Linked DNA regions of Mus musculus: regions 2, 3 and 4 are each linked to region 1. A link is a loop called in an ENCODE intact Hi-C map of the cell type or tissue named here. Cell type or tissue: gastrocnemius. All regions are shown on one strand. Links, peaks and the distances in the headings refer to the core of each region. The heading gives the core; the rest is flanking DNA.

Region 1 (7,931 bases), core at 1,789-6,788:
AGGGCAAATTCTTATGGCATGCTATGTCTCCAATTGTCAGTTGATACTGTGTGGCAAGGAGGGTAGGAGCTATGTACCAGGATTGGAAAGCACCCTACTGGCTTCAAACCTACACATTGGAGGCTTACAAAATTCCAATTGGCTTTCCTATGTAATGTGAACAGTCCAAGTACTTAGGTCCTAGTGATATTCTGAAAATGGATGGAAACTGTAAAAAGTGCATTGATGAGTCCCCTTGTTACACTCTTGCTAAACTTTCTCCACAACTGTTTTCTTGACTTGAGGAATAATTTGGAAGTCTGTTATGGGATCCTCCACATTGCCTGTCTATTGTCCTTTAATGGCTCAGCACTCTATTTAAATTGGCTCCTATTCTCTTTCTGCCTCCCGTAGGCAACTGATCCTTTGTCCAACTGGGAGAATGAGTTTGGTGTCCTGTACCACCCTCATCCTTTGCATTATTCAACAGTGGCCTTTGAGCCATATTTGTGTGGCCCCAGTGAACTGTTCAGGCCAAGTAATTAGGTTTGCTAAGTGTCATAAAACAAAGCAAGCCAAAAAACTTTTCAATGGGCTCCACTTGAGGAGGCTGTGACAAATGAAACTCAGATGTGAAGAAACATGGAGAAACCCCACTGTTCCCTCTAAATTACAGGAAACGTGTGCTGTCTGACTGTAAGGGGCTCTTTTTCCTGGATTTCTGGTGGGGGGGCCATGAGATGATAGACATACATTGGCAGGGTAGTTAAGTAATGGGATGGGGGAGGTGATACCTCCTTCCCAATGTATTAGTCTACTGAGCCTTCAAGAAACAAGCTACCCTCTCCCTTTCCAGAAAAACGTTCCTAAATGAGGTAGACTGTCTTCTTTAAGACTTTCTTGGCTCTTCTCATATTACTCCCTGTCATCTCCTTAGTTAGTTCTGTTATTAACTTATTTCCTGCTCTAATGTGTCCCCAACTAGACTTTGAAGTCCCTCTAATGTCGTTACACACACCTCACACATCGATGACTCTCCCACAGACTTGAGCCCCTGGTGAGGTTTACTAGTAAATTGATCCTAGTGGCTAGATCAAGCTTGGCAGAGTAAAGGAAAGGGTCTCGTGGTCAGGAGCCCTGGCTTCTTGATCCAAGGCCTAGATCTCATGTGCGGCATCAGCAAGACACTTCCCATCCTAGGAGGTTGGAATTCATTAAATGTAAGACCTTCCCAGCTCTGCTCAGTGATGATTTGAGCCTGAACGCTGTCTCCTATTATGTGGGAAATATAATTGGAGCCAGCCATTGACTAAAGGCCACATAACTAGCCAGCCACAAAATAACTCTCTAATACTTCCTACCAGACTCCACCTAGAAGGTTACAAAAGGAAAAAAAAAAAAAAAAAAAAAAAGACTGCTGTGCCAGGGAAAATCTGATTTGCTTTGGCGATTAAAGTTCTGGCTTCCAAGGAAATGAACCAGGGAAATTTGTAGAATGCCAATGTTTGAGTCTCATGCCTGTCTATTCAACCAAAACCTTGGGAAAACTGGGCTGAGGATGAAGTTCAAGAGTAGAATAACTGTCTAGCAAACACGAGTTCCTAGGTTCAATTCCCAACATTCTATACATACATGCATACATATATACATACATGAATGAATGAAGCAATAAATAAGTAAATAAAGTAATAATTAAATGAAACCTCAGGACTTTGCTTTTTCTTGTACTTTCCTTTTAAATCTCCAAAAGACATCAAAAAAATGAGAATGACAAGTTAAGCTAGATAAACAAGACAGATTTACCCTCAAATATGTAATACACAAGTTATATAAACCTAGCCATACAAAAGAATTATATGACAATGTCACATCAGAGATCAATACACACCCCAGACAGTCAGTCTTACCCAGTGGGACCTTCACAGAAAATAAGTTTAGAGACAAGAATGAGATGGGAAGACATACCAGCCTGGGTTTCTGTGTGCCCAAAGATCATGGTCCTCTGCGGATACACACAGTTGAGAATAATGTAGAAATGGGCAATAATAAAGTGTGGAGAGACCAGAGGGTGGAAGCAACGAGTAAAGCAAAGACCTTGAAAATACTAATATAAGGATTCTAAGAGGATCACTGTGAATGGAACAACCAGGGTACCTGAGCACACAGCTAAAGAGTCTTGGATAGATACATGCTATAAAACTTCACATCCCGAATGACAGACTTTGGACAATACCTGAGCAAGTCAGATCATCTTAAACTTTTTTCCCCTTTATTCTGGTGGGTGGGAAGTAAACTCGTTGGAGAAAATGATGAAACCCTGCCTAGCTCAGCCCAATTTCCTTCAGGCTGCTACAAAGTTACACTTATAACTTTGTCCAAGATAAGACATATTAGAAGCGCATACAACCTAAGTGCAGGGGTCTGCCATGGACATTTCTTATCCCGAGCAGGGGAACTGATGGCAAGATAAAGTTACTGAACCTCTTGGAGAAGGGTTCTGTGGGTTATAGGAAGCTGATGTCTTACTGAGTGATCAACCTATCCTTGACTCTCAGCTTGTTGTTTCCTGTCGTCTGGGCAGAGATCTGGAAGGGAGGCCAGCAGGGACCAGCTTTTACTGAAAACTAATGACAATTGTTTTCTGAAAAGTCATTGTCAACAAAATCAGTTCTTGGAAGTAGAGTCCTGGACAGGGAACTGCTTCCCCACCATGTGCTGTGTGGTTTGGTCGGATTAATAACACTTTGTAAACCACACAGGCAAGGCAAAGAGTGTCCAGCACTGGCCAGCGCCCACCACTTATACCTGGAAGTTTCAAAAGCCCAGCACAGAAATGTCCTAATGGACGCTCAAAGTTAATGAATTAAAATTATTATTCATTTACAACATAAGTAAAGTATATCTTCCAAGTTACTAACAGGTAGAATACTAAAGAAAATAGGTAAATTATTCTCTCAATAAAAATGTCTGTCTCGTAAACAAGGCAGTATTTATCACATGTTGTACTTTTCTTTTTCTTTCTTTCTTTTTTTTTTTTTAAAGATGTATCTTTGGTTTAAAAAATAAATTTGAAAATAGGCTATACATATAGATAGAAGAAATAAACAGTTGTTGCCTATAGTTATGTTTTTAAAAAGTATTTAATATTTATTTTGGTAGTCTTATTTGGCTCATTGATAATGCCCAGGTTGAAAAACAAATCACTTTTTCTAAAAATAATTTTACTGAAATCTAAAACAAGACATAAAAATAAACCCTTATGCCATGTGTCAGGACTGACTTCTGGCCCCATAGAGAAAAGCAACACCCATTGGTGAACATGGATTCTAACTTGGTAATTCTTTGTGAGACAGCATCAAGTTGGAATTATTTTCAGACGGATATTAATCCAGTCTATTTATTAACTTTATAAACATGCCCTCCATATCCTGATGGGTACTGTGGGAATTAACCTGTATAACCAATAGATTAAAGACATGGCCATTCCACTCAGCAACAGCGGGAGGGTGGTGGGGAGGCAACTGGAGGCTGACTCTGCTTTCTGGGTCTTTGTCTTTTAAATTCAGTGAATGTTTACTTAGCTGGAACTTTCTCCAAGTGAGCATTAGACTGGGCAAATTGGATTTAAAAGAAATATCGCAAGTTGAGAGGTGTTGTTTTAATGGATGCATATCTCTTGCAAAAAGAGTTTCAGATATCCATCTTAGAGAAATAAAGGAGAATCAAGAGAAAGAGAAAAGGCAGGAAGTGAGGCAGGAGGATAGGCATTTAGAGGCCATCTGGGAGGGAGCATTTCATTTATAGGGTTGCAGTGCCACCTTCTGGTTACTTCATATTTCAAGTCCCCCTGATCTGAGGCCATCTATCTCACAATCTAAGCCTCAATGTGCAGCTGTACAACTGCAGTTCTCCAGCGCTGTTATACGTAAGAATTTTATTGCCCGTCAGCAGATTTCTAACCCACTGGTTGAAGTTTAATAATCTTCTGTTACCTGAAGTATAGGTTATATAAAAACCTAGCATGCTAATTGTTGACAAACCAATTCTAATACACAAAGCTCTGTAACTCACCCAGTAAATACCCAAATACATCAACAGAGAGAGCTCCTTTTTGTTCTAACAGTGTGCTATTAATACAACTGATCATTTAACATGAGATTCACAACGCGCATTTCAAAATATGGAGGAATCAGGGGCAAGGCTTCCCCTTATTAACTTCTCCTTTATTTACAATTGAGAAAGAAAAGAACATTCTCTCCTCCCCCTCCCCACTCCCCCCATTTTTGGAGAACAAGTTCCTTGACCACAATGCCATTTGGGAAATATGTTGATATAGCAAAGTCTGAATTATAAATACCTTATAGGCGTTTATATAAATACCTTCCATCTATAAGATGTTATATGGTTTTGCATGGTGATGAGGAAGTTGTGGGGAAGATATGTCACCGATACTGTGGGCAGAGAAACACTACCTGTCATTTTCTCTGGGGGGGGGGGGGAGATCACCGAGACGACGTGATAGCAAAGGAACACAATAAAGAGGAGAAGCCGGGATGTGATAGTGTGTCTGATTATATCTGCAAAGGAAACTGTGAAATAAATTAACACCAAGTACCCATGAGATGCGGATGGTAGCTCCACAGCCAGCAGTTGCTGTGCATCAGGGGAGGTTTCTGTTCAGTAGTAAGAGAACTAAAGTGCAGGTAGGCTGTGAATCTGGTGGTGATAACTAATGGCCACGCCACTTAAGACTCGGATTAGATCTCTAACAGGGGGAAAAATAAGAATAATAAAAGACTCTAAAGGACAGAAGAATGCAATAGGGTTTGTATTTTCACTCAGAAAATATAAACCCCAAATGGGATCAAAGGGGCCCAAGAAATGAAAAATGACAATTCCTCTGTCGACCCTGATCTTATCTCAAGCCACACTATCACATGATAATGCTCTGGGGTTTAGGGGAGGGCAGAACTGTTCTTTGGGTGCCAAGGAAGCAGAAGAACATTATGACCCACTCGGCCGAGAGAAACACACTCTAATTTCAAAAAGTTATTGAGATTTAATCTCTAAGAACTGCAAAAATAGCTCAGGCAACAACCAAAAGGGTGGCTCTCAACACCTATATGAGTCTTTGTGGGTAGGGAAGTATATTGGAAAGGCAAGATTTCAGTACTTCCAGGAAGATGTCATGCTGAGGTCCTCCCAATCCAGACTTCAGCTTCCTAACACAAACACGCTGATTTTATCTACCGATTATTCCTCCTTGATTTAGCATTGAAACACCTTAATTGCGTTCCTTTGCTATCACGTCTCGGTGATCTTCCCTACCCCACCCCCAGAAAAAATGACAGGTAGTGTTTCTCTGCCCACAGCATCAGTGACATATCTTCCCCACAACTTCCTCATCACCATGTAAAACAATATAACATCTTATAGATGGAAGGTATTTATAATTCAGACTTTGCCATATCAACATTAAAAGCAATGGTGTCTGTCTAAAAAATTGCTTTACATCCTCCCCATGATCTGAGTAAGACACTTGGATCAAGAGGATCAAGGGTCGGAGGACCTCACTTGAGCACATAGTCGCTCCCACCAGCTACATGGGAATTTGGCCAGGAAGATCATAAACATTGGGAAATGGTGGCATTTGTCTGCCACATGCCCTGGCAATACAGAGTTACCATTGGAGTTCCCAGAAGGGGTGGAAAAATAGAAAAAGTGGGTGGGTGGGGGTTCTAAAGGGATCCTGAGCTCTCAAGATTTAAGCTGTGAGTTGACTCTACGTAGACAGAGGGATAAGCCAGTAGTCTAGGCAACTAGCTACAGCTGGAGCAAACCCTTCCTTAGGAGAAAAGTGGATGAATAAAAATCAATGAGGAATAACAGGTAGATAAAATCAGCATGTTTGCATTAGGAAGCTGAAGTCTGGATTGGAAGGACCTCAGCAGGACATCATCCTGGAAGTAGTGAAATCTCGCCTTTCCAATATACGTCTCTACCCACAAAGACTCAGGCAACCGAATGACAAACAAGGAAGGGAAGACAGCAGCATCTTTAGATCAACCACAGAATTCAAACACCACATGACTGTCAGCAGAAAGAATCAGAGAGCTGTGTTCCATTCACAAGAAGCAGAGATCAGTTCTAGAATGATCTAAGAGTTGTCCAGTGGCCTAAAGAACCAGCTATTCAGCCACAATTACATTCTTCACGACAATATAAGGAAGCATGAAGAAACATACGCTCAATGAACCATAAAGACATATTCTTGACAGTTTCCATGTCACTCCCAAAGTGTCTGCTGAATTTCTACTATTCTTGGCTATGGTGTGCTGTATGACCAGAGTTCAAGGACCACTCGTTTCTATAAAAACTCATGAAAGCTACCCTGCATTGGGTTTCTCTGGGCTTTTGCAGGCTTTCAGAGGAGACTTACCAATTCTGACTTGAGGCTTGGGTACAGCCAGCCAAGACAGCTTGCCAGAGCTGGCGATACTTGAAAACTGAACTGTGAAATCAGCGTCAGCTAAAGTCTCCCTGATAGAGTTAGATGGTAAGTATTTTGGTGTTCAGGAACCAAATTTTGTTGGAACTACTCCACTTTGCTGTGACCCCCAAATGTAGCCAGGGACAGTAGGTGAATGAATGAGGGTAGCTGCATTGAAGTGGAAGTTCACCCATGAAAGAAGGTGAAGGGCCAGATTGGACCTTTGGGCCTGGGTTACTGATAGGTAAGTTTTAATTACCTTGAAGAAGCTAGGGAAAGAATAAGTCACAGGGAAATATCACATCAATGTATACATCAGAAGAACTGTTTTGGAAGAAACCTAGAAAAAAATGTCTGTAAAACTCTAACTACAGAAGCCCATTGAGACCAAACTGTGAAGGAGTCTCAATGCCACATTGATAAGTGAAAGCTAGAGATCTTCCTAACGTGACAAGTTACTGGTTGTCAGGAAAGTCATCAAAAGATTTTTTTTAATAGCTGGGCCTGGTGACTCAGACCTATAATCCCAGTACCCTTGAGGCCAACACAGGGGGGTTGCTAAGAGTACAAGACCAATCTGAACTACATAGTGAGTTTTAGAAACCAAGAGAACAACACAAATGTTCATCATCTTCTCCTTCTTTAAAATGAGATGTCAACAATTATGCGTTTGTACTTTAAAATAATAAGACTGGGGTATGGGTATTTAGTTTAGGGATAAACTATTTGCCCAGCATAAGTTAGGTCCTGGGTTCAATTTCAAATATGGCCAAATAATACATTAATAAATATTGTACTATACTATGCTATCTAATACAGTTGTGGTCTGGGATGAGGAAGACCAGCAGGAGGGAAATACTGGTAGATCAAGCAAGAAAGACTGAGCCTTGAGGTTGTTAGCTCTCATTGCCCCCTAACAATGGTGACAGCTTATGAAATATGGCCCAAAGGCCAAATCAGCTATTGCTAGAATATATGAGAGAGCAAGACAGTATGTATATTTACAGTTTCAAAATGTGTGCAGATAATCTACTCAACTAATAGTCCTATCTTTATGTCAGGTCTACTCAAAGGGAACAGTGTAAGGCACAGGTAAAGGTGTAGCAATATTATCTCTACCAAGAACTTCAACGAGGGGCAGAGAGAGCCAGAGCAAACCAGAGGATGGTGGTGGCATGAAGCCTCTATACCAACTGTTATCACAATTGCACAGAGGCAAAGAAACATCTTGAAAATGAACTCACAGAAATCTGAAAACAAAGATCTGCCCTGCCCTGTCTGTCCCTCTCTAGTCTCCTCTCTGATCTTCCATTCAGCTTCCAAAAGCATATTGAATTTACTGACTCTCCAGACCCATCTTAGAGGTGGAAAAGCCACAGAGACAGGGCTCTAGTGTGACCAGAAAGGAGGAGACCCAGAGTCACATTTTACTGAACATTTAAGTACCTAAAGATCCTCTGCC
Region 2 (7,931 bases), core at 1,836-6,835, 200 kb before region 1:
TATAACCTGTATTCATATATATATAGTAGAAATAATATGAATATAGAATTATATATGTATAAAATTATTTGTCATTATCAACATGCTTGTTTCTTTTATAGGCCTCATCTTTCACAGCTATACCCAGAGCGTGGAAACTCTCACCCCTTACTGCTTCGTCCATATGGTCTCTGCTGCTTGTTTCCTGTCTACTTTGTAGTCCCTAACTTCGCTTAAAAGCATTTCTAATTTTCTCACTTTGAAAAGTGAATTGTAAAATGCAGTTTAAATAAGGAATGTTTTGTACCAAGAAAACTAAGGCCTTATTTCGTACACACACCCCAACAACAAATGCCAAAAGCATCATAGATTTGAGGCTCATGAATAATGTATATCATCCAATTAACTACAAACGCTGTTGAGTTCTTGTGACTGGTAGGCAATGCTAGTTCTGGCCTTAGCATGGGTATCAAGGCTGAAGGGCAAAAATACAGCTTGGAGAGGCAAATGTGTGTGCATGTGTGCATGTGTTCATGTGCTTATATGTGACAACTAAACTCCTGAAACCTGTAGCATGCTCATTATGCCCAGGGAGATAAAGTTCCCATGCCAAGTATATAGAGAGATGTGAGAATTTTCTCAACCATAAACAGACCTCATCTTAAATTTCTGCATCTCCAAACCTTCTCCTTAATAGCTTAGTTGTTGGTCGCTCACCCTGTCCCCAGCTTGCAAACCATCAAGTCTAATTGGCCAGCTCCCTTCGCTTCCAAGCTGGAATGCCTAAGATGAGTGGCCTCTAGAGACTCCAGCTGAGACTCCAGCAGTGACTATCCATAGCTATAGCTCATTCCCCATTCTCTCCTTTCAGCTCAATTAAAGGTTCTCTCTCTCTCTCTCTCTCTCTCTCTCTCTCTCTCTGTGTATGTTGGGGTGCCTATGTATGTGTTAATACATAGATTCATGTGTCTGTACAGGTGAATGTGCAGGTATATGACCAGGTATGTATGTGAATGTGGAGGCCAGAGGACAACCTTGGCTATTGTTTCTCAGACACCTTGCTGTTTTATTGTTTTGTTTTCTTTTATTCTCTGAGATAGGCTTTCTTACCAACTCAGATCTTGCCAAATAAGCAAGGCTTGATGGTCAGTTAGCTCCAGGAAACTCTTATCTCCCTAATCCTTACTCCCTAACGCCGGTGCAAGTGTATATGACACCACACCTGGAGCTTGTTTATTAAAACAAATGAGCAAACAAAGAAACAATTCTGGGAACCAAACTTGGGCCCTCATACTTGCAAGGCAAGCATTTTGCCGACAGCCATCCCCTGACATTAAGGAACTCTGTTTCAACAACCAATCTTCTTAGCTCTCTTCTGAAGGCTACTGAATTAGATGTGTTTTCACTTACCAAAACCACAGGCCAGGAGGACTGATACCAAGGCATAGTTGCCACACACCCTGACATTTTACTCCCAGAACTTCATTTTCCCCATCAGAAATAAAAGAAGGTAAGCAAATGTAGCCAGGATAGCTGCACACCCAAAAGCCGTATTCTTGCCGCATGGATGACATCCCATGTACATGTTAGTGATTATTCTTTGGCTTTGAGTGTATACATGCCCTCACTTACAGCTTTATAAATGGACATGAGGGATCCCCAGAGTGTGGGCTGCTCTGATCCTCATTAACATCATTCATAAAAGTATCCATCCATCAGGGTTTCCATTTGTAGGATTTAGTTGTGCCAAGTCACAGAGCAATGCAGTGGTTCCTTGTCATTATGCCATCTAATAAGGAATGCTGGAGACAGAATGGGGGTGGGGAGGTGCTGGGGGAGTTGAAATTTCTCCTTATAACTCAGGACTGACAAGTGCTGCCCAGCATCTCTCGGTGGATCCAATTTAACACCAGAGGAAGCAGTGACTCAGACTAACTTAAATATCTCAGGACGAGTTTCACCTTCTCCTAGGAGGCCATAACAGTTCAATTGCATAAGTGCAAATTTATTGAAAGTGGTTTGCTGCTTAGCTTCTCTCTATTGGCAGTAATGGAGTTTAAATTTATAGCAGGCTGATGAATTTCAGATAAGAGAACCATTACCTTACAACAACATTAAGGAAAAATATATAACTGTGATTGCTGAACCTCGAATGTGTATTGTTGGAATGAGGGGAGATGGATGATGGGGGCTGACATTTGCAAATGCAATCCCTTTCCATCCTCACGGTGCTAGCCCAGGATCTTGAAAGCCTGGCAGATTCAAGAAAGGGCTGGGGATAACGATGCTTTATAGCAAAAGAGTGGGGATAGGAGATAATCTATGGGAAAGGGATCTTTCTTTCTCTTTAGTAATATAATTGGAGGTATCTCTCGGCAATGTGCCAAAGCTGTAGCACAGACTTAGGTCGTTCATTTTTGGTACTTATAATGCATCTCTCCTGTGGTTATTTTTCCTCGGGATAAGACTTTGTCTTTCCACAGGGTGAGACTCTAGCACTATACAGATTAAAATGATGACTGCAAGCACAGCAGAGAGGTTCAGGGAGACCTGGGCTTCTCTGTTACTTGAAGTTATATGGAAAAGAGAGAGCACTAGAGTGAGAGCTGGAGAGAGAGAGAGAGAGAGAGAGAGAGAGAGAGAGAGAGAGAGAGAGGAGGCATTGAAATAAGGTGATGACGGTGAGTCCTGTCAGGGTTTAAATGGTCATACAAAACGAACTCTTTAAGTTAAAAAAAAAAAGATACAGTTTTGCTGTGCATAAGGTGACAAGGGAAGTGAAAAATAAGTGTGTGTGTGTGTGTGTGTGTGTGTGCGCGCGCAGGGGGAGGAATCCCATAATAGAACATAAGTTTCAGATTATGAAGTGAGCTTAAGAATGTCCCCTGATTCTCATATGCACGATGTGAGAGAACTTCTTTGGAGACTATGCACACTTATGTATGCCAGTATATTCATCCATGCCTGTGTGTATGGACACCAGAGGTCAATGTCAAGTGTTTTTCTATATGGATCTCTGTAGTATTTTTGAGACAGGATCTTGGACTGTAGCTAAAGATCCCTGGTTTGGCAATACTGGCTGACCAGCAAGTCCCTGGATTCTGCCCGTCCCTGTCCCCATCTGTATGGCTACAAGCACATGCTATGGATACTGGGCATTCAAACACAAGTCTTCATACTTGCACAGCTGATGCTTTACACACTATGCCACCAACCTAGCCCTCATAGAACTTGTTTTTAGGTTCTTTTGTATATGAGGTGATGGATACGTTACTGAGTTTGAATTATTTATTCATGTGTATGCTCAAAAAAATCTCACCATCCCACAAAATACATGCAATTATTTTTTCAATTTTACTTTTATTTTATGTGCATTAGTGTTTTGTCTGCATATGTCTGTCTGTATGAGGGTGTCAGATTTTGGAAGATCAATCAGTGCTCTTAACCACTGAGCCATCTATCCAGCCCTGTAATTATTACCTACTAATGTAAAAATTTAAGAATAAGAATTGAAAAACACTATTGTTTCCAGGAAGTTGGCTTCCTTGGGGTGTTTACTATGCACAGAGGTACATGGCAGGTCCACCTCAGAGGTACAGTGATCTACAGTGACTTCAAGGACCAGACTCTTGTTCTCCTCACTAAGGAGTCCTTCTGTGGCTATTCAAGGAGAGGGAGAACTTCACACAGGTTCTCAGGAAACTACTCTTGGGGTGACTTCTCTGTGGTCCTCTCTCAGCCTAGACAAGGCTTCATCTGTACAGTACAGTGTGAGGAAAACCAGCCACACATTTCTCTGAAAATGAGAAGCCTCAGAGAAAACAGTTCAATTCTCTTCATCTCCCTGAGCCCGATGGCTGACCAGAGGAAGCTATGAAAATGATGAGGTCAGTTAGGACCCCAGGTCCTCAGACTCTTGTTCCTCTCAGGACACCACAGGCAGAGAGTGGAGGGAAGAGATTTACCAAATCCTGGGTCTCCTCTAATCCCTCATGTGTGGCTGCTTCTGTGTGGCACAAACTGTTATCCATCACCAGAGGAGGCCTGGCAGTCAGTTTTAAAAGAGAAACCCCAGCTTGCTGCAAATAATAACAGGGGAATTTGTGATGAATGAATAGTTCATTTTGTAGTTATACACAGAGCGATTTTTTTTTTTTTTTTTTTTTTTTGCATAGAGAGGGGGCTGAGTTCAGTTGGCTACTCATTTATTTGGAAAAGAACCAATTATTAATTGAATCTAGCAATGTCTGAGAGAACTCAGAGAAGTAAACAGCTTGGCGCTTTGCTGGTTCTTTTCTCAGCTAACAAATGGCTTTCGGTGTGGCCCAAGCTTGGAAGGCCTTGATACTGGCATTCCTGGTTGAAGCAATTGACTGGGGGTCCTTGTTATAAATAATAGCTCAAAAGAGGTCCACACAACATGGTCTTTAATTGAAAATAGTATTTCAAATGCAAATAGCAAGACAGTAATCTATGTGGCCCCCAGGATGCCAATTGTAATTTTTCTTTTGAGCCTCTGAAGTCCTACAAATAAGTTTGTGCATGTGTGTATGTGTGGACACATGCGTATAGGTGTATGTACATGTGCAGTCAGAGATTGACAGCAGGTGTCATCCAAACTCCATCTCCATCATCTGAGTCAGACTTTCTCAACCTGGAGTTTACTGATGTAGCTAGCAATCCCCAGGGACCCCTCTGCTGCCTCCTCTCAGCCACCATACTCTGCTTTAATTTCTTACTTTTTAAAGTAAGTTATGGGGATCGGAACTCAGGTCCTCTTGCTTGCATAGCCAGCACTTAATTGAGCCATTCCTGAGCCCCATAAGCTTGTTTCTTAATTGAAGTCAATAGATAACTTTTAAACTTGGGTAATGGATGCTAACAGTAACAAAACATAATGTGTGTGTTTGTTTGTGTGTGTGTGTATTTTTGTGTGTGCGAACTAACGCAATTTTTAAGGTACTAGAAAAGCAATAGATTACTTTATTCATTTATCAGCTCAGCTTCCTAAAGGAGTTAGGACTTGCAAAAATGAATTGACTCTGCCTCTTTGTGCCCCATCTGGGCTTATAGGATTTAGTAACATGGCGCTTCTGGATTAAGAAGGACAGATCGCCTTTTTATTTTTTCCTAGCCCCATTTTAATTTTTCTCAAAACTCATAAAATATCATGAGAGTGCTTTTTAATTTTTTTCTGAAAAGCAGGAAATCGTAAGATTGATAAATAGGTTAATGTGAGCCTGATGGCTTGGTTAATTAATCACGGAGCTGAGGGACCACTGCAATTCATGTCAATTCAGACGATTTTCAGGAAATGATTTGAATCAATTGCTAATGAAATTGAGAAATTTAGGAGCCACTTTCTGACTTCCCAATGACAGGACTCATATTTAACTCAAGAGATGTGACAGTTAATGACAACATAAAAGTGCTATGAATTATTTTCCAGATCATGGGAAAATTACAGCATCTCCCCAGTGAAATGGGCCTCAGCTCATCAGCCAGAAAATAAACAGCCTTAATCACAGGCTAGGAACGCCATGATGCCGTTTAAAACCCCAGTTCTTTCGGAAATAAACAAAGACAATACTCCTTGGGAATAGTGCAATATTTCATAATGCTGTCCTTAATACAGAGTGATAGATGAACATAGCACAGCAGAATTACAAGCAAAAGACTACATGTGGAAATTACCGTGGTTTGTTATTCTTTCTCTAATTACTTTACACCGGTAGCTCTCACGCTTCCTCATCATACAGTTCCTCATGCTTTGGTGACCCCTCAACCATACCATTATTTCTGTCGTTACTTCATAACTGTAAGTTTGCTACCATTGTGATTCGTGATGTAAGTATCTGATATGCAGATGGTCTCCGTGAGTCTTCACCAACAGGTTGAGAACCACTGCCCTAAGACCTTAAAATAGATGAACCTTCATTTTTCCACTTCTTTAATTCTTGAGCTGAGTTTCCCAACCCTTTTTATATATTCTATATCATTCCATTACTTTTCATTTCAGGTTAGACTTTTAAGTTAATTTAAAGCTACATCCAGATATAACAAGACAGTTGTTGTGTGCTAATTAAATATCAATGGCAAGTGTGCTGATCAATATTTAATCTAATTAAGGTGTACACGAGGCAACAGCACTGTGTAATTAACTCAAAACAGCACCAGCAATCGGTGCATCTTTAAATTTTTTATTAATATATTTGTTAAGAATTTTTAGATCATGCTGTTTTATGGGCTTGCTTGAGAGATATAAAATGAAAATGTTTGTCAAGATGCTACTAGAGCAACTACTAAATGCAGCTTTTAATCATCTTAACAGTCTTTAAGGTTCCTGTATGGATCCAACACTCCATAAGTATGAAAGATGGCCTCACCATGAACAAGAGTCCACACAAGCAGCTAGCCTCATATAGTATCCTGTGCTGCTTTGCAAGAATAACCTGTGAGAGGGCTGATGCATACAAGAGACTTAATTTAGCTTCAGAATATTATAAGATTATTCTGTGAAAAGTTAGAGAAGAATATGCCAAGCAATAAATATTGTGGGATTGCTCTAACATGGGAATTTTAATATGGTAGCATCACAAACTCCTATGAGACTCCAAGTTAGTAAAGGTGAACTTTGATGAGAGAAGCCTTCTCTTCACTGAAATCGTTTGCATTTGGTGTGGTTTACAGATACCCACACAGGTGACAGTAAGCTCTGACCCAAGAAAAGGCAGAGTGCATAGACAATAACATGGGTAGGACTGTAAAACCTGCCTCGGTACTGAGTAAATTAAGGTGAAGGACAGACTCAAAGTCATATAATTTGTAGAATTGTTTCTTGGATGGTTTGCAATCTTACACCATAAACATCCTTGAACTAGATAGATGCCATGAAGCTACCCATTGCATATACATTCGGCTCTTCTCTGTGGTCCCCATGGTTATTGGACACTCCAACAATGTCAAACATTTTGTATATACCAACCAATATAAAGAGTAATTTGGTAAAAAAAAAAAAAAGTAGTTCTATTTCAACTTATGTTGCCTCCTTCAAGCTTAGCATTTTATTGTTGAAAGAGTAAAAGAAGATCCTGGGGCAATTTACTGTTCTCCACCTTGCTTAGCATGTATGTCTTGCTTAAGTGCTGGGCTGACATTTCTATGTTTTTATCTCTGTGAATGAAGAGGTGAGGATAACTCATACTCTCATTCTCCTTCATACCTATGAGTGATGGAGAGAGGGTTCAGCCATCATAGATTATGTACACCACATATTTTCTCCTCTCTCTTCAGGAGGGCTGCAAATGCTGGAGATGACAGTTACAGAAGATGGAAAAGCCATAAAAGCTGGGGGCTAAAGATTTTCCCAACAGCAGCAAACTTTTAAATACTTCTATGTGACTGTGTTGGTAATGAAGCCATCAGGACATGCAAGGCAAGCTAATGAGGCTGGTTGGGAGAGATCTCCCTCACTTCTGGTTTTCCAAAAATCTGATAATTAAAAATATCTTGAGTCTGCAATGTCTCCTGTCTTATCAGCCCTTTATAGCTAGATGGCTTTTAGACCTAGGCCACTGTTAAGGTCAACTAAGAGGAAGGCTCACACTGCCCTTGGTTCCCTAGGTTCCTGTCTAAATTTACTATGGTGGTGGCCGGGCTGGAGACTCAGGGCGTTCAGTCCCAGAGGCAAGGGGAAAGTGCTGACTAAATATGGAAGAGGAAGAGGAAGAGGAAAGGCCTACATATGTTTGACTTCAGACACACAGCATTATCTACTCACAGGAATGACACAATGAAATGACCAATATTTGATTGCATTTTTCATATTTAAAAAATGTTCACTAAAGATCTTTTGAAGTACAGGAGAAATGAATAGTTTACATTAAAAAGGAAAAGAAAATAAAAATCTTAGTCTGAAGCAAAATGCACAAGTAGGTATTTAGAGGAGTCTC
Region 3 (7,931 bases), core at 1,852-6,851, 360 kb before region 1:
CTTGGGGTGTCACTGATCTGTCAGTGTTTGTGTCTGTCAGCTTTCTGTCACCATGACCAGATGCTTGGGACAAGTGACAATTAAAGCAGATGGCTTAGGAGATTCTATCTGTAATCAGCTGGCCCTGTTGCTTTTGGACCTGTGGTAAGGTGGTATACCGTGTAAGAACTTGCAGCATAGCAAACCATGCACCTTACAGAGTGGGTACAAAAGGAATACATAAAAGGGGACAGGTCCCTCTGTCCCCCTCTCCAAGACTATGCCTACAATAACCTTGGAGTGTTTGCACTGTGGTGACAGAATACATGAGCAAAATAAGTAAACGGAGAAAGGGCTTCATTTGATTCATGGTTTTAGTTGATCATGGCAAGAAAGATGTGGCAAAGAGGCCCATCTCATGGGCACAGGAAGACCAGGGAGGGTACACTCATATTTACAGATTTTGTCACCCTTTCCTGGATCCCAGCCTCTGAGATTAGGCAAGAGAGGAAATCTTGACGTCATAATGTTCCCCGGGAAAACCTTCACATGCGCTTCTCAGCCCCATCTGTTGCCAGTCAGCCATCATATCTAACTGCTTCCACTAAGGCTCCATTATGTGCCAACATCTGTGAGAGAGACTATTGTGTTAGAGGTCCATGAGGGACATTTATGATCCAAACCACAGCAAGATGGGCAGCAGTGAGAATCTGGAGGTCCCTAATACACTCGCCATTAACTTCTCTCCCTGCCCTGAATGACTCTTCCCTGTTATCACCATTACTGCCATGTCTAAAACCATCTTCATTGTCCCAAAATCCAAGTTGATTGAAAAACCTGGTCTTCCTTCTCTTTTCACCCATCTTGATCTATCATCAATCCCAGAAATCTTCTGCTGAGACCTAGGGTATAGGATACAGCCACTACAGCTTGTTTAGCAATGACCTTGAGGCTCGGAATACTGGTTTCAGAGGAGGGACTGGCTTTACACACTTTCTAATGCAATAACTCTAGAAAATCTCTGCATTCTAAGGTGGGTGGGCAGCTTCCCCTGGAGCCCCGTCACTTTAGATACTTTTCACTTATGGAACATTCTGTCTTGTTTTGCCCTATCTTCCCTCTATGGCTGTCCCCATTACTTATTCAAACCAATTTTTAATTGCATAGCATTGTTGGAGGCCGACCAAAAGTTACATCATCTTCCTGGGGTCATGTGGGCTTCAAAGGCAAGAAGAGAAATGGCTCAGGAACACCCCTTCCCTACCCCAGCACCACAGAACATCATGGTGACAGCCTCACTTCTCCTGTCTGCCCCACCTCCTCCATTACAAGTCTTTCTTCTCCTCAACTAACCACTGGTGCACAGGGAGTGTAATATCCACAGTCTTGGCCCTCAATTACCGTAATGGCTTATAATGAGATTTTGGCCAAGTAGCAGGTAGCTGGTTATTGCTTCCTGCTCAGCGTGGGCAATGTCTATGCTGTTAATTTGTGTTACTGAATGTGGCTCAGAGCTGGGCATCAAACTGTCAGAGCCAGATGTATTCTATTAGGCTATACTGGACAATAGGCAATCTTTGTTTTTCCAGTATGGAGGCATGTTAACTTACCACAGGGTGAATCCAGACAAATAAGAGTCAAACTAAAACAAGGGGGTGATATCTTAAGTCATCAAAGTAGTACATTCCAGGGACAGATAACACCTGGCATCACCTACTGTCACTACTGTTTCTCTGCCTGGGACTGCTCCATTGACAGGCAAAAAACAAAACAAAACAAAATAAAACCTTCGTAAGATTGCTGGGGAGACTGGTAACTTCATTAAGTTTTAATGAGGCTAACCCTAATGAAGGCCTTTCTAATGTACTTTGTATTTACTAGGCTTTCATCTTGAGCAAGAAATAGGGTCCAGAAAGTTTCTAGTGCTCTTGTGTGCTTCTTTGTCTTGATGTACACACATGTGTGCATGTATATATACACACATACATAAAAGCATGTGTCAAGAAGGTGGAGGATGGGTAGTTGAAGACATTCAGGAGTACAGTTTGTTAGTGTCCAAGTATTGTGATTCTGCAACAGTAGACTTTTGGACACACACTTTTGGACAGAGAGAGCTAGAGGCAGGGGTGGGAGAAAGAAGAAAGGAAGGAATGAAGAAGGGGGGAGGGGTGGGTAAGAGGAAGGGAGAGACAGACAATGTAAATTTCATTCAATTAGATCAAATATCAACAGATCCTCTTTGTTTTTCTTTGAGAGAGGCAATTTTGACTACCCTAGAACTAAGAAAGATTATGATATCATCTATGGAGAACCAGTTCACTTGGATTTTAATGGAGGGCAGACGGAGTTTGGGTCAGTGTGCTCAGGGAGGAAGCCCTTTAGGGGCTTGAATTACAACAATCTCAGTTGTTACTACATTTGCTTAATTTCGTCTGAGAGTTCCATCCTGCCCCTCCCTGACCTCTTTTCTAAAAACCTGGGTTTATTTTCAATAACTCCTTGGATAAATTTCAGCCCAAGGAAGCACACAGAACTGTAGAGAAAGCCCTGCCTCCACCTTTTGATGCTAGCCCTCGATGAGAACAGATCTGAAACCAAAATGTGAATGTCTTCTTAAGAGCACAGCCAGCACCCCTGTTCACACTCTGCCAGGAAACCCCACTTCTCAGGTGTGTTCATAGAGGGGCCTGGCAGCTTGGAGGAGGAGCAAAGATATCTGGAAAGCTGTTTTCCCAATTCCCCCTGCTCTGTACTTCATAAATCATGTTTTACAGGCTCACCCCCAGTCCTACCCCATTCTCTGCTTTCTTCTCCTGTTAATGCAATCAGCATGCCACTAAAATAAAACCCCAAAATGGGAGAAAGCTTGAATGTCCAAATATTGTGCATCTTTTTTTTTTTCTTATTTCAGTGCTGAAGTTTGAACTAAGGGCCTGATACTGTGCTAGACAAGAGCTGTCCCTCGCTTCAGTCAGTCATTACTTATCTGTTTTAGGTGCCATTTGTTTTCTGGCTGCTCTTGGGAAGCAAATAAAACTTCTATTTACTAGAGTGCAATACAGTAAGATCTTCAACTAGCCAGATTCTTTGTGTCTCTAACTTTAAATATGAATAAAAATGAGGGCATTTACTTTACCAAAGAAAAGGGCAGGGTGGGGAGGGGCCTTTAGGTTGTTCTAGAACAGACTTTCTTAAAGATCATTCTGCAACATTATCTGGGAATTTTCCAAAAGAAACAAATTTCTCGTCCCAGACTCAGACCCACTAAATTGGAAGTTTTGGGGATGGTCCCCATGGAGAGAAAGTCAAGGAGAACCAGTTCCTAGGGAGAGGACACCCAACTCTTTGGCATGTCAAATGTATGGGCTCCGAAGCACCCTTAGGCCATTGTGCTCAGTCCACAAATATCAACTTAGATATGGGGAGACGTCTCAGTGGGAAGCAAACCTGAGGAGTCATGTTCCATCTCTTAAGACAAGCATGCGTGATAAAGCCAGGCATATTGCTATGTACTTATCACCCCAGCCTAGAGAGTCCTGGAAACCCACTGTAGCTGAATGGGTAATCTGTAACCCCCCCCCAAAAGGCTGTCTTAAAAGATAGAATAAATTGAAAAAATGACAGATGAGGCTGCCTTCTGACTTCCATCACCAGTCTATACAAATTATTTGTTGAACACCTAAGATGTAGCTTGGGCTTGGTGGTGTGTGTGTGAATCTGCTGTCTGAACCCTTCTGAAGTCTGTGCAGAGGAAGGATGCTGTGTTTCTGAGTAGCATTCACTTCTCCCACCCCCACCCCCACCCCCATCTTACTTCCTGATTGTGTCATCCTCACTGGTAACCCTCAACTGCAGCCACTCTGGCAAATCTAGTGAGACTGTTGCTTTTATGGGTGAGAGAGAACTCAAAGTTTCCACTTAATCATGAGATAATAATCTAATTAATTAACTGGGCCCCACCTTTCCTTTGTGGCTGCTTTGTCACACGACTGTTACATTGAGAGAATGCCTAGAAAGAGGGCAGGAGCCCTGTCCTGCTTGCTAGGGCTTCTGCTGCACTCTGCGCTGTGTTACTTGGGGTGGAGGGAGAAGAACCAAGTAACTGGTTTTTGTCATCTTGGGTTGAATCCTCTCAATTATTTTCATTCCATGTGATTTTAGTTTAGAATGCCATTTCCTGGACTTTAAAACCAGGTTGGGCTTAATATCTGTGGAAGCTGCACATACCAATGTCTCTTAGAGTATGGGAGGTCACTCGGTTGCTGTTCTCAGTGTGAGTGATGACTCTGGACTAGATATTCTGAGAAGGGACGGAAGACACTCATTGGGTTTTAAGCAAGAAAAACCTGCCTTTAAAAAAGCAGCAGCCATGATTTCTGTGTATTGACCCAATGGTCACTTGAGTCAAAAAATAAAAATAACTTAAAATATGCTCCCAGAGAATGGTAACTCCACGCCAATGGATGTCACTTTTCTTTGGGGGAGTGCCCATGGTACAAGTGCTTTTTGTTTCCTTTTTCTAAGAGAGGATCTGTTTTTATTGGTTTGCATGCTTCTTTATATTTGTGCAGGTAGTATTTAAAAACAAAAAACAAATCCAAAACCAAAGCCCTGAGCTAAAACTAACCATGGCTGGTAAGGAAGACTAGTCCCCTGAAACGGAGGCAGAAGGAACCTAAATGTGTCATAGAGAGGGGGGCCTTTGGTAGCCTCAGTCCCAGATAGCCTTCAGCTCAGATTGGGTAAACATGACATATTGATCATTACAGAACGTGTAATTGGTGACCACAAGCACAGTGTGGCTTTAATGGCCTTCCCTGAATAGTTGCCCTTATTTATTTAAAGAAAGCCGTGGCTGTTTCCTAACTGCATGCTGCCCTCTAGTGGCTACGATTCTGACTTCAAAAGATGAAGTGGAAAGGATAAATACAGAGATATTGGGAGTGGTGGAGGGGGTGTGATTGTGTCTCTGTCTCTGTCTCCCTTCCTTCCTCCCTCTACTTTTCTTTCACCCCTCTACTTCTCTCTCCCTTTCCCTCTCTTTCCCCCTTCTTCCCCTCTGTACTTTCCTCACACACACCCTCTGGCCCCTGTCTCCTTTCTGAAAGATTTCTTCGTTCTCTTGAAACAGAAACATGAAGTCTTCCCACATGAGCACTGTCCATTTTGAATGACAGCCAGGGTGAGATCCATCCAGGAGCTGCTGGAAAGGCACCTGATGAACTACACTTGATTTGCATCCCATCTTAGCGTGCACCTTGGAATCTAGCCCTTCTCACATCCATTATGCCCCTCTTGCTGGCCCACTCTACAGCTCCTTTTGCCCTCCGTGAAGAAGCAGCAAAGGATGAGCCAGTGTCCTGTTGGTGGTGATCTTTGAAGTTCTCGGGAGGCCCTTGTGCCTGTGAAGAAGACTGAACAAATAAATAATACACCTGAAAAATAAGCTATAAAAGCAGAACTTAGCATTATGTGTCTGACTAAAGAGTTCAGGGAAGGACAAAGTAATGCTAACAGCTGGGCGTAAGTAAACTGCTCTTTCGGACATCAGGAAGAAGGGTGTTCTCTGCTCTCATTTTTTATTTGGGACAGAACAGAACTGACAATGCAAAGGCAAATAAGTAAACAAACAAAGCTTGGCCCAGCAAGATTTACAAACTTATTTCTGAAGAGGGAGGGGACTTGTTCAAGCAAGGAAAGTAGATTTGGTCTCTTATTTCTACCATATCTCATTCTGATCAAAATTCTGTGAGTGGAGGTGAGAGATAGATGCTGGCTCCGAGGGTCTTTCATAGAGGGCCTGCTCATATTGCAAACAAATTGGAAAGGACATGTGAGCAAAGGCCCAGTGGCTCTCCTAACTAGGATTCTTAGTGGATACATGTTCTGTGATGGTTCAGAAGGTCTGGAGTATCTTTCACCTGGCCATGATATCCGTGGGCTCAAGGAGAGACAGCAGGGATGGTGCCTGGGCGTCTGATCAATGGACAAGGATGTCTAAAACTTGCATACACAAAGGGAAAACTGGTCTTGCTATGTAGAAAAAGTGTGTGTTTGTGTGTGTGTGTGTGTGTGTGTCCTCCTGTCCTCCCTTTCCTAACTCCTTTTCCTCCTAAGATGACAAGCCTCATTTCAACTGCCCTGGGAGCCCAGAGCATATTTCCTACAGACTCTGCTTTATGACATGTCAACCTGTCTGCTCACTCTCACCCTGAGTTGTCCAGCCTCCCTGGTCTGGAGGCAAGGATGCTTGCCCGTCACAGTCACCTCACTACAGTTAGAGCCTTTCCCCCTGGTGTTGTGCTTCCTTCAGATACAGGGTGAGGCCTGACATGGCCCAGCATCCGGCTGAGCAGGCTTCACAATCTAGACTCTCAAGGGATAGTTATGAACCACCCTTCAGGCCATCTCAGTGTTTGAGCACTGAGGCCAAGCACACATTTCTCTAAGTTTAATCTGAGAGGCTCTTTGTCTGCATCCTAACCTTTGAATTAATGGCCATATTGTGAGATCTGACTCTGTGTTCACTGTGTTTACAGAAAGCATCCTGTCATAACCCCATAACTTGAATCTTGTTTTACATCTAGAATGTCCACATTGGGCTCCAGGTGCTAAGAAACAAATAAAAGCTGTCCTTTAATTTATGATAAGCATTGCCAGTAGAAATAATCAGCCCGAGGAAGAACTGGCATCAATGGAACCTTGAATCTAATATGATTTGTCATAGATAAAAACACTGACCCGCGATTTACATCCCAAGATCTCGAATTCATAGGGTGGGATTAACCTTGGTAGAAATAATGAAAAAAATAAAATGAAATCAGCCAGAGATAAACATGGTAAAATGTGACCAAACTTTCCCAGACAGCTCAACCTCTCCTGCTGTAATTCAACAACACACAAATTTACTCTGGGAAATGGGGCTCTTACCACTAAATGATGGCAGAAAAGATAAGACGTCACTGGACTATATTCATAGTTTGCAAAAGCCGGTAGAGGAATATTACATGGGAATGAAGTCATACTCTTCTGAAAGTAGAAAGGAGAATATTAAGAACAGAAAATATTTGACTTGGTATTTAAGAAGCAAGTAAGGAGTTAAACTGTCAAAACAGAACTGTGCATAACTGGCACCTTCTCAAAGGAAAATTACCAGGCAAGTTTACACATGTTAGCACATGTAAGCCAGAAGCCAAAAATATCCTGCAGGCGAAGATGGCAGCATTCAGTGACCACCCCAACACAGTGGCAGAGTCTAGAATAAGCATCCCCTGGTGCTTCTCATTTGTATAATACTGGATGGCGTGTGTGGAGGTGGGTAGCCAAAAGCAAGGACAATGTCCAGTGCATCCTCCCCAGACATGGGAAGGAGAGCCAGCAAGTGTCCTTGCAGCCGTGGTACCCACACATCTTCAACTGAAAATGCTGACTACAAACCCAGATATCTGCCTCAAGTCTTAGCCTACTAGTTTGGGAAGGAGGGAAGGGTCACCCATTCCTTTTTGTCTGTCCCCTGGATCAAGTAGAAAGCTTGTTTGAATTCTAAGCTGGGATTCAGAGGCCAGTGGAAGACAGTATGTCTAGGCATGAAGGAAAGGCATGAACTTTCTTCTAGAAAAAAACTGCTACCAAGGATCCTTTCCCCTAGTTTTTTTTTTTTTTTAATCTCTCTTCCTGTCACTTTGCCTTGCTTATACTGAACTGTGTGCAGGTCCTATATGCCTGTCAGCCCTGCTAACTACCTCTTAGATCCTCAGGGGAGCCAGTAACATGTCATGTGGCTGAGGTCGAGGTAAACTGTAAGGTCAACTGTAAACTGCAGGCGTTTCTTCCTTTCCTAGGTACCATTTGACTCTTATGCAACAAAAGCCCAGGCCCATGGGGAATGGGAGCGTTCCTTCTGGTCCATGCCGTTTACATCTCTGAGAGTCAGAGAGCATTCACTTTCCTTT
Region 4 (7,931 bases), core at 1,657-6,656, 820 kb before region 1:
GGTGTGGGTGTGTCATGCCAGTTTCCCCACTGGTGCAGAGGGAGGGGTGAAGCCTGCAAACTGCTGTGGAGGTGCTGAGGAGGGGTGGAGGGTGAACCACCTGCCCTAAGTGGTCCCACCTGGGCTCCTCGTGGGTGGAGCCCACTGCGCTGAGTGGGCGTGTCCACATGCTTTCCATTGTTGTCTCCCAGTGCTGAAGGTGCCCTCCAGCTTCCATTCCAAACCTCTCAGGCACTGCAGCCACCACCCAGCAAATAACACTGGAGTGACAATCAACTCTGCATCAGGCTCTCATTTTGGGGTGCATTTTGCAGTTTACACATTAGCTCAGGCCACATTACCATCTTCCCTGAAACTACCATTGCCATCCCAGGAAAGGGCTGTCATGTCTGAATTATTATGCCTTTGCTTTCTCTCTTCTGTTCTTCTCTTCTCTTCTCTTCTCTCCTCTCCTCTCCTCTCCTCTCCTCTCCTCTCCTCTCCTCTCCTCTCCTCTCCTCTCCTCTCCTCTCCTCTCCTCTCCTCTCCTCTCCTCTCCTCTCCTCTCCTCTCCTCCCCTCCCCTCCCCTCCCCTCCCCTCCCCTCCCCTCCCCTCCCCCTCCCCTCCCCTCTTTTTCCTTCCTTCCTTCCTTCCTTCCTTCCTTCCTTCCTTCCTTCCTCTCTCTCTCTCTCTCTCTCTCTCTCTCTCTCTCTCTCTCACCCTCGCTCGCTCTCGCTCTCTCTTTCTTTTTTAAAATCTCGTCACTTTATATAACATTGAATATCTACCTGCAGGAATCTGGAATAGAGGAATTGTCACAAGAAACTACTTCTTCCTAATAATTTCTTTTGGAAAACAACAACAATAACAGTAACTGGAAAAAGATTTCCAAGTAAAAACTGAAGCCCTTTTCCACAGTGTGTTCACTGCCCTCCAGCAGACCATTGGAGTTGGAACTCCACAAGTCCTTCCCCTGATGTCTCTCCTTCGTGGTGTCCTGAACCTCCTGCCTCCGGCCCCTGGGCTCTCAATTTAGTTAAACACATCCTCGAGTGTACCCACAGCAGCCATGAAAACAGGACTTTATTCATCAGCATCCTCCCTCCCGCACTGCACAGATCTCCTTTTACTGAGCACTAGCAACATTACACAGGAAAAAAAAGAATCTGGAAACCAGACAAGAGACGCAGATTGGGGGTGGGGTGGGGGACTCTTCTCTGAGGTCTCACTCCCATACAGAGCTCTGATGTGTGTGGCCTGTACTGTGGAGAAAGAAGCAGCCTTGGGAGCGGGGCAGTACCCCTGTGGTGGACTGGCTTTGCCCTCTTCATCCTGCGTCATTTTTGTTTTCTGCCATTTAGGAGCAGTGTCGGAAGGAAGTTTTTCTTCTCCTTGCTGGTTGCCAACCCTTTGCTGTGTCTCATGATAAAAAACAAAACAAAACAAAACAATATTTACATAACATACCTTGGAACAGTATGTATCTAAATGGTGCCTTTGAGCAGAGCCCCATCTGATGTTGGTGCACAAAGAACTTATTAGCTTCTCAGAAGGCTTCCTGTTGAGTGGGGGTGGGTCTCCACTCTCCCTGTGGCAAGCAGGGCCCTGTCCCTGAAACAGTTGTGGCTAATGAGCTTGGTTCGCTGACTCCCGTGGAGAAAGGGACTCATAGCTCATTTGGTTGAGAACTTGACTTTTTATTCAGTATCTGATTCCCAGAAACCCACCAACTAGGCCTGATGGAGCATGCAGATATCTCCCAAACTGGGTGGGTTTAAGCAGGAAGGTCAGAAGTTCAAAGGTCATTCTTGGATTCATAATGCATTTGAGGCCAGCCTGGAATATATGGGAGCCAGCTTTAAACAAGCAGACAAAAAAAGCCAAGGGCTTCAGAAAGCCCAAAGATTCCCTGCCCACCCCATACGATTCCACCACACTCTTCCCCTACCCCCAGGTCTCAGGACAAGCTAATGGATGGCAAGGGGAGGCAGCCCTGAGCGAGAATACCATTGTCCTCTGAGGTGGGAGGCACACAGAGCCAGCAGGCATTCGGGATGCCCCAGTTCAGGCTACAGGGAAATGGAGGAGCCGAGACAAAGCTCCGTAGCCCACTCCTAAGCCCCCCAAAGGAGGGAGTTGTTTTGCTTCCCAGAAGCCTATGAAACAGGATGACCCTAAATTAAAGTGCAGGCAGTTTTTCATGTTTGCCTACACAGCACATAGCACTGACCTCAGAGCCCTTATGCTCTGGGCTCTAGAGCCAGAGTAAGACCACATGACACTGGACATTCAGATGGGAGCAACCAAAGATTTCATGAGCATGCTCTACTCCTACCCTTGGTTTGGGGAACCCTCTGTCAGAAAGCTTACCATGGAATCATGGGTACCTGGGGAAAGCTTCCCTGCTAAAGCCCATGGCCAGGGGTGCACACAGAACGCACACAAGGTGACAGGGCCTTAGCATTGGCACAGTCAGTAAACAAATATGTGGCAGACATTCTGGTTGGCCGTACTTTATAGACCAGCCAGGGACTGAATATGTGTCTTCCCTTCACGGCCCTGTGCCTCACCAGGCTCCAGCCGATGCAAGCTCAGCAGCATATCTCCTGGGCCTGGCTGGTGAGCAAGCTGCAAAAGCCCTGGGACTTTTGACTCCCTTTAATTACCATTTGTGTGTGCCCAGGCAAGCATCTGTGCACAGCTGCCTCGTGGTCCCCTCCACTCCAAACACTCCCGAGGGTCCCTCCCTCAGGTGAAGAGCTAATTTCAGACTACATGGGTAAAGGAAGCCTTCTTTCCCTTTCTCTTAGAGTATTTTTTATCTTTGAAACCCATGCTTAATCCTTAATGCCTTTTTTATTTACTGCCTTAAAATCTACACTGCTATACTCTATGCTGGGGGAAAAAAAAACCCACATTCCATAAATTAAAACTTCAGACCAGGGCTTTGAAGCAGAAATGCTCCCAGCCTGTCCCTACACAAAACCAAAACCAAGGAAAAAGAAATAATGAAAGAAGAAAAGGCTTTCTCCTCGGCCTGGAGTGCTTATGTAATTCCTCCCTGTCAGGCAGCCATAGGGATGCTAGGCAGTAGCAAATTAAGTGATTAGCTAAAAAGGAAAAAAAAGAAAAACAGAAAGGAAGGAAGAAAGGAAGAAAAAGGAGAGAGGAGAGAGGAGAGAGGAGAGAGAGAGAGAGAGAGAGAGAGAGAGAGAGAGAGAGAGAGAGAGAGAGAGAGCAAGCCCAAGGATGGGAGGACGTAAGGGGAGAGAAAAGCTGCCTTCCTGGCCGTTTCCCCTATGACTGTACATAGCAGAACCGCTAAGAAATGATACTTGAAGTTATATTTATTATTGTAAGAGGGGTATGAGATTTCTAGGCAGGAATGATGGATGACAGCTTAAATTTGTGTCCAGGGAATGAAGGTGAACTGTGACAGAGTTATTTATCTTGGGAATGGAGGTTAGGGTCAGCCCAGGCTGGGTGCCTGAAGGCACAAGACATTGACAAATTTATCCTGCAGGCCGTATCTGAAGCCCTTTGTTTTGGATCCTGGCTTCTCAATAAGTGACCCTCATCCTTCATGTTGGCAATTCGTGAAGGATGCGGTGAGTGCCAGCGGGGCCCCTTTCTCCCCCTCGCCCCCACCCCGGCTCCCTGCTACTAATTCTTGTCATTCACTCTGCTGACAGGCACCAAGCCCAAACTATTCCCAGTTCTGAAAGGGAAGGTTAAAATATTTATTTCGGCTCATAATGGCCTCTCTGATTTACTGCAGGATCTTTCCCCCCCCTTGCCTTTGTCATTGCAGGTCACTGGAAGGACTGAGTGCATTCAGGAGCCTGGAGGAGCTCATTTTAGACAACAATCTGCTCGGAGACGACCTCGTGTTGCCAGGGTTACCCCACTTGCACACCTTAACCCTCAACAAGAACCAAATATCCTTTTCTGGCACCCAGGACGTCAAGTCCCCGCAGTAGCCCACTTGCCGCCCAGCTCTACGAGGGTCCCATTCTGCCACCCCATACCCTTCTCCTCAAAAATACCTGCAAAATGTCAAATGAGTTTTATGTGTCAGCTAAATTAAAGTATGTGAAATACAGTCGGTGGGCAGACAAAGCGTTCTGTCTTCTGGCACTCGGGACACTTCAGAGTAATTTATTATAGGTCATTCATAAATGAAATGCACCGTTATATCTTCCTGTTGCTCCATTTTAGTGTAGAGATCTAAGTTATGGCTGCGAGGAAATCTTTTTAATAGATAAAAATAGAGAAAGAAAATAATGTCACGGGTGCCTGGGAGGAAAAGCTGCTTCTGTTTGCCTGGGCTTGTGTGGGAGGGCGACCTCTGGTGGCAAGCTGTGGGTAATGCCGCTAAGTTGACTTAGTCCTTGTAGACTTCTGGAATGCTTTTGGTGTAGGCTGGGGAAACAGTTCTGGATATCAAGAAGGGAGAGAGCTGAGGTGTACAGAGAAGTGTGAAGGTCAGGCCCTGTACTCCCCTTGTATGCAGCTCTAGGTGTGATCAGAGGCCTAGGATAACCATGGTGGGTTATGACCTCTTTTGGGTCGGTGAGTACCCAGCCTGGGGTGAGAATTAGGGACTAAATGCCCTGGCTGCTACAGTAAGGATAAATCAGAAGACTTCTCTAATAGCATAAGGTACACAGCATCTCCATTTGTTAGTGCTCTAGGTTACCAGGCACTAGGATAGCAGCTCCACGAGGGAGGGATTTCTGGAACCTTCCTATGGACAATCCGGCCTAGGTAGAATTCACATTCCACAAATATTTGTGGGATGAACAACATATTCATTTCTTACTACTTTCTCACTGAACACTCATGGGAGTCAAGTCCTGGGGGAATTTTAAGCACCTCACGCTTCATTCTTACCAAGTCCAATGAAGAGTGTATAGGTTGTTCCAGTAAACAGTGAACAAGATGAAGACCTGGGTTCAAGATGGAGACCTATGCCAGCATGTAGGATACTTTCAAAATGACTTATTAGCCTCCTGGTGCCTCAAGCTCTAAGTTAATATTTTCTTTATTCTGTAAAACATTGTCTCAGCTAGTTCTTGCTACTATGACAGAGTACGGTTGACTTGCCACTGAATTCCAACCACCAGCGAGTGTCTGTTGCTCACAGTCTGGAGGTGGGCAGTCTGAGGGCAGGGTCCAGCAGGAGATGGATTTTCGTGATGTGTCCCTTGCCTGTCCTTGCATTGGGGACAGAGCAGGAGGAGGGAAGGGGAAGAAGAGGAAATGTTCTTGTCTGCTCTTATCAGTAAATTAATTCATCCTTTCAAGAGCTCTACCTTTAGGACTTAATAACTTCTCAGGAGATTTGGAGTTGAAAGATTTGAATGGTGGGAGTGAGTTGTAAACAGTGCTTTACAAATGCGCCCCTTTATGGCCCTCATCCATGGGTGCTTTATCAGAAGTAGAGGAAGATGGCTTAGAAGTAAGTCTAATGTCATCATGTCATTCACGGTCCGTGTCATAATGACATTTAGTGGAGGTTTCCTTCATTAACCCTTTGCTCTTCTCGTCTCCGAGTTATTGTTCTGTGTATTTTCTATCGTCCTTGGCTGTCTCAGATGATCAGCTGGGCCATATGAGCAACTGGATCGAGGCGAGAAGGATTGTTCGACTGAACCTTAGATGATACCATTCATCCTTTGAGCTTCAGCCCATGTCTTGTGTCTCACATCACTGCAGGATATTCCGATTCACAGACTTAGTTTCATACGTCCTCTTGGTCACATGTAGCTGTGTGGCTTGGTACAAGTAAACTTCTGGGAGCCTGGTCCTCAGCTCTAGAGACAGCTTATTTCAGGGGTGGTTTAGTCTCAGCACCACTGAAACTGGCAGGCATCTCGGATTCCAGAGTCCTGGGAGATTGACTTTGTCTTTTGTTAAGTCCTTTTCCTATTCTGTGCCTTAACTTCCTTGAACGGTAGTGGTAATGCAAAGAGAGTTAGGGGAACAGCCTGGGAAGTCACTGTGTTGCTGAGAATCCAATTACATAGCTGCACTTTTATGACGCATCTAATTATCAGTGGATACGGACTACAAAGTGTCGTCTCACTCAGGTTGCTATGCCCCACTCAGCAAGTCATGCAATTTCTCTCCTCTTTTCCTCCCTGATCTACTGGTACTGTGACAAAACTCAGCTTCCCCATCCATTTGATCTGGAAATCGCAGTCTGAAAGGCAGGCAAAGGCCGACAACAGTGTATGCCATCCTCTTAGGCTAACCGCCTCTTACACTGGCCCTGCCTTTTCAGGTTAAAACTCCATACTTGTGAAAATGTCCCAGTTCTGCACAAGCGATAGGGTGGGCATTGCTGATGCTGTCCCAGGAGATACTCCAGACAAGGACAGGCTCTGCCAGCTAGCTCATGTAGCATAACGACCCACTCCACAAAACAATAAATGTTCTATGCACTTCAATTCTATGTGAGTCAGGCCTCAGCTGGATGGCTCTTCTGATAGACTTAGTTTGTGTCACTCAGGCAAAGATTTCTTTTCTTACTAGCACTAGATAGTCTAAAATAACCTCACTCTTATGTATGCAATTAGTGCTGGCTGTTGGCTCAGCTGCCTGCCTAATGGGCTGCATATGCTATCATACATGAAAGGATTGGTCCAGGGCATAAACCCTAGTATACATGTGCTTGTCAAATCCTGCTAGTATTATGAAAGCAACTTACACACCAATGCAAAACAATGTGGGAGATGACACAGGGGTTCATATAGAGAATAGCTCATTTCTATAGCTATCTATTACACTGGCCTTGCCATCTTGTCTCTATGAGATCTCTTATTTAGTTTTCACTATAAAGCATCTTATTGCCTCTCTGAACTATGTTTTTTATACATGCCAGACCTACCTGCACAGGGATTGTATCACACCCCCCCTATATCAATTAACAGTTGATGGAGTCCATCTACCCTGATAATGGCTAGGTTTGTGTCAAGTTGGCAAAAGCCAACCATGTTGTCATCCTGAAAGTATGAAAACCATCCTCAGTTGACTAATGTCATTATCACCAAAGGGAGAGAGTCCGGTGAACGTATTTCTTAGGCTTTTATACTTTACTGTAATTCTAATCTCATTCTGAGATTCTGGGAACTACTAATGATAATTCTCTTTTACTTTTTAGAAAACCCAGACTGCAAGCTTCTAGAAGCCACATAGATTGCCACAGGTACTGCTTCATCTAGACCCCACTTAGGCTGACTCCAAGCCCCAGACTCTAAAACTCAAAAGAGAAGCAATCCTTTTGCTAGAAGGGACTTGCATGTGGGAGGAGTCAGCTGTTAACTGTAATATTGCACAAGGTGGTAGTGGTGGTGGGGACTGCGGGAATTCTATCTACAGAAGAGATTCCGATGTCAAGACTCTCTCACATCTGGAAAATTTCTTGTCACTTTACCAATTAATGTAGCTGTCACATTTATATAGGTCTACCTCCCAACCCCCATCTTTGTTCTATCCCCTCTTTGTTCAAAGTAATTAGTCATAGGCCATAGACTTGAAAACCTACCCCTAGCCCTCTCTCTCTCTCTCTCTCTCTCTCTCTCTCTCTCTCTCTAGCAAGACTGAGGTTTTCTGTGTTGCTCTCAATCATGTGATCTCTCAACAGTCAACCCCAAGTAGGCTACTGACTGAAAAAATGTTAAAAGTGCAGATGCTTAATCTTTGCACAATTTAATGGTCGTCCCCTATCTTTCCTTGTGGGAAAACACAGACTTTATTTGAAATTATGCTTAAAAATTTTTTGCACTATTTCCATCATCATCTATACTAAGGTGGGAACAGTTTGAATGGTAGCGCACACAGGAAGAAAGAATCGTGCTACATGTTACCCAGCTGGGCGTGGCTGTGTCACAAAACTGGACCTCACCCTTAAAAACAGTATGTAGCCATGTGTGTTTGTGTGTGGATA

Evidence for each region. Hi-C counts contacts between places; a loop is a spot of excess contacts. Peaks named below come from ENCODE experiments on the same cell type or tissue, not always from the same donor. Only the 100,000 strongest peaks of a DNase experiment are listed, where the experiment ranks them.
Region 2: it touches region 1 in a loop (2.1-fold over the local background); 6 of 42 quality-filtered maps call a loop at or near these places.
Region 3: it touches region 1 in a loop (4-fold over the local background); 13 of 42 quality-filtered maps call a loop at or near these places.
Region 4: it touches region 1 in a loop (2.5-fold over the local background); 8 of 42 quality-filtered maps call a loop at or near these places.

The regions. Positions count from the first base shown.
Region 1 is chr14:23,397,482-23,405,412 of GRCm38, forward strand. The region is part of intron 19 of Kcnma1 (potassium large conductance calcium-activated channel, subfamily M, alpha member 1); the gene reads right to left. Among named protein-coding and RNA genes, the nearest start is that of 5430425E15Rik, 110 kb to the right of the region's middle. In gastrocnemius, for the core only: a CTCF peak has its summit at 3,804 (motif pointing left); a DNase peak (open chromatin) is centred at 3,796; H3K27ac peaks cover 496 bases.
Region 2 is chr14:23,194,605-23,202,535 of GRCm38, forward strand. No RefSeq gene overlaps it. Among named protein-coding and RNA genes, the nearest start is that of Gm10248, 100 kb to the left of the region's middle. In gastrocnemius, for the core only: a CTCF peak has its summit at 4,583 (motif pointing right); no DNase peak of the experiment used is centred there.
Region 3 is chr14:23,041,725-23,049,655 of GRCm38, forward strand. The region is part of intron 6 of Lrmda (leucine rich melanocyte differentiation associated); the gene reads left to right. The region is part of intron 2 of Gm10248 (predicted gene 10248); the gene reads right to left. Among named protein-coding and RNA genes, the nearest start is that of Gm10248, 49 kb to the right of the region's middle. In gastrocnemius, for the core only: a CTCF peak has its summit at 4,855 (motif pointing left); a DNase peak (open chromatin) is centred at 4,856.
Region 4 is chr14:22,574,057-22,581,987 of GRCm38, forward strand. Lrmda (leucine rich melanocyte differentiation associated) reads left to right here. Exons shown (of 7, transcript NM_028275.1): 3 at 3,792-3,918. Among named protein-coding and RNA genes, the nearest start is that of 4930405A10Rik, 35 kb to the left of the region's middle. In gastrocnemius, for the core only: a CTCF peak has its summit at 4,326 (motif pointing left); DNase peaks (open chromatin) are centred at 3,627, 3,864 and 4,336; H3K4me3 peaks cover 380 bases; H3K27ac peaks cover 493 bases.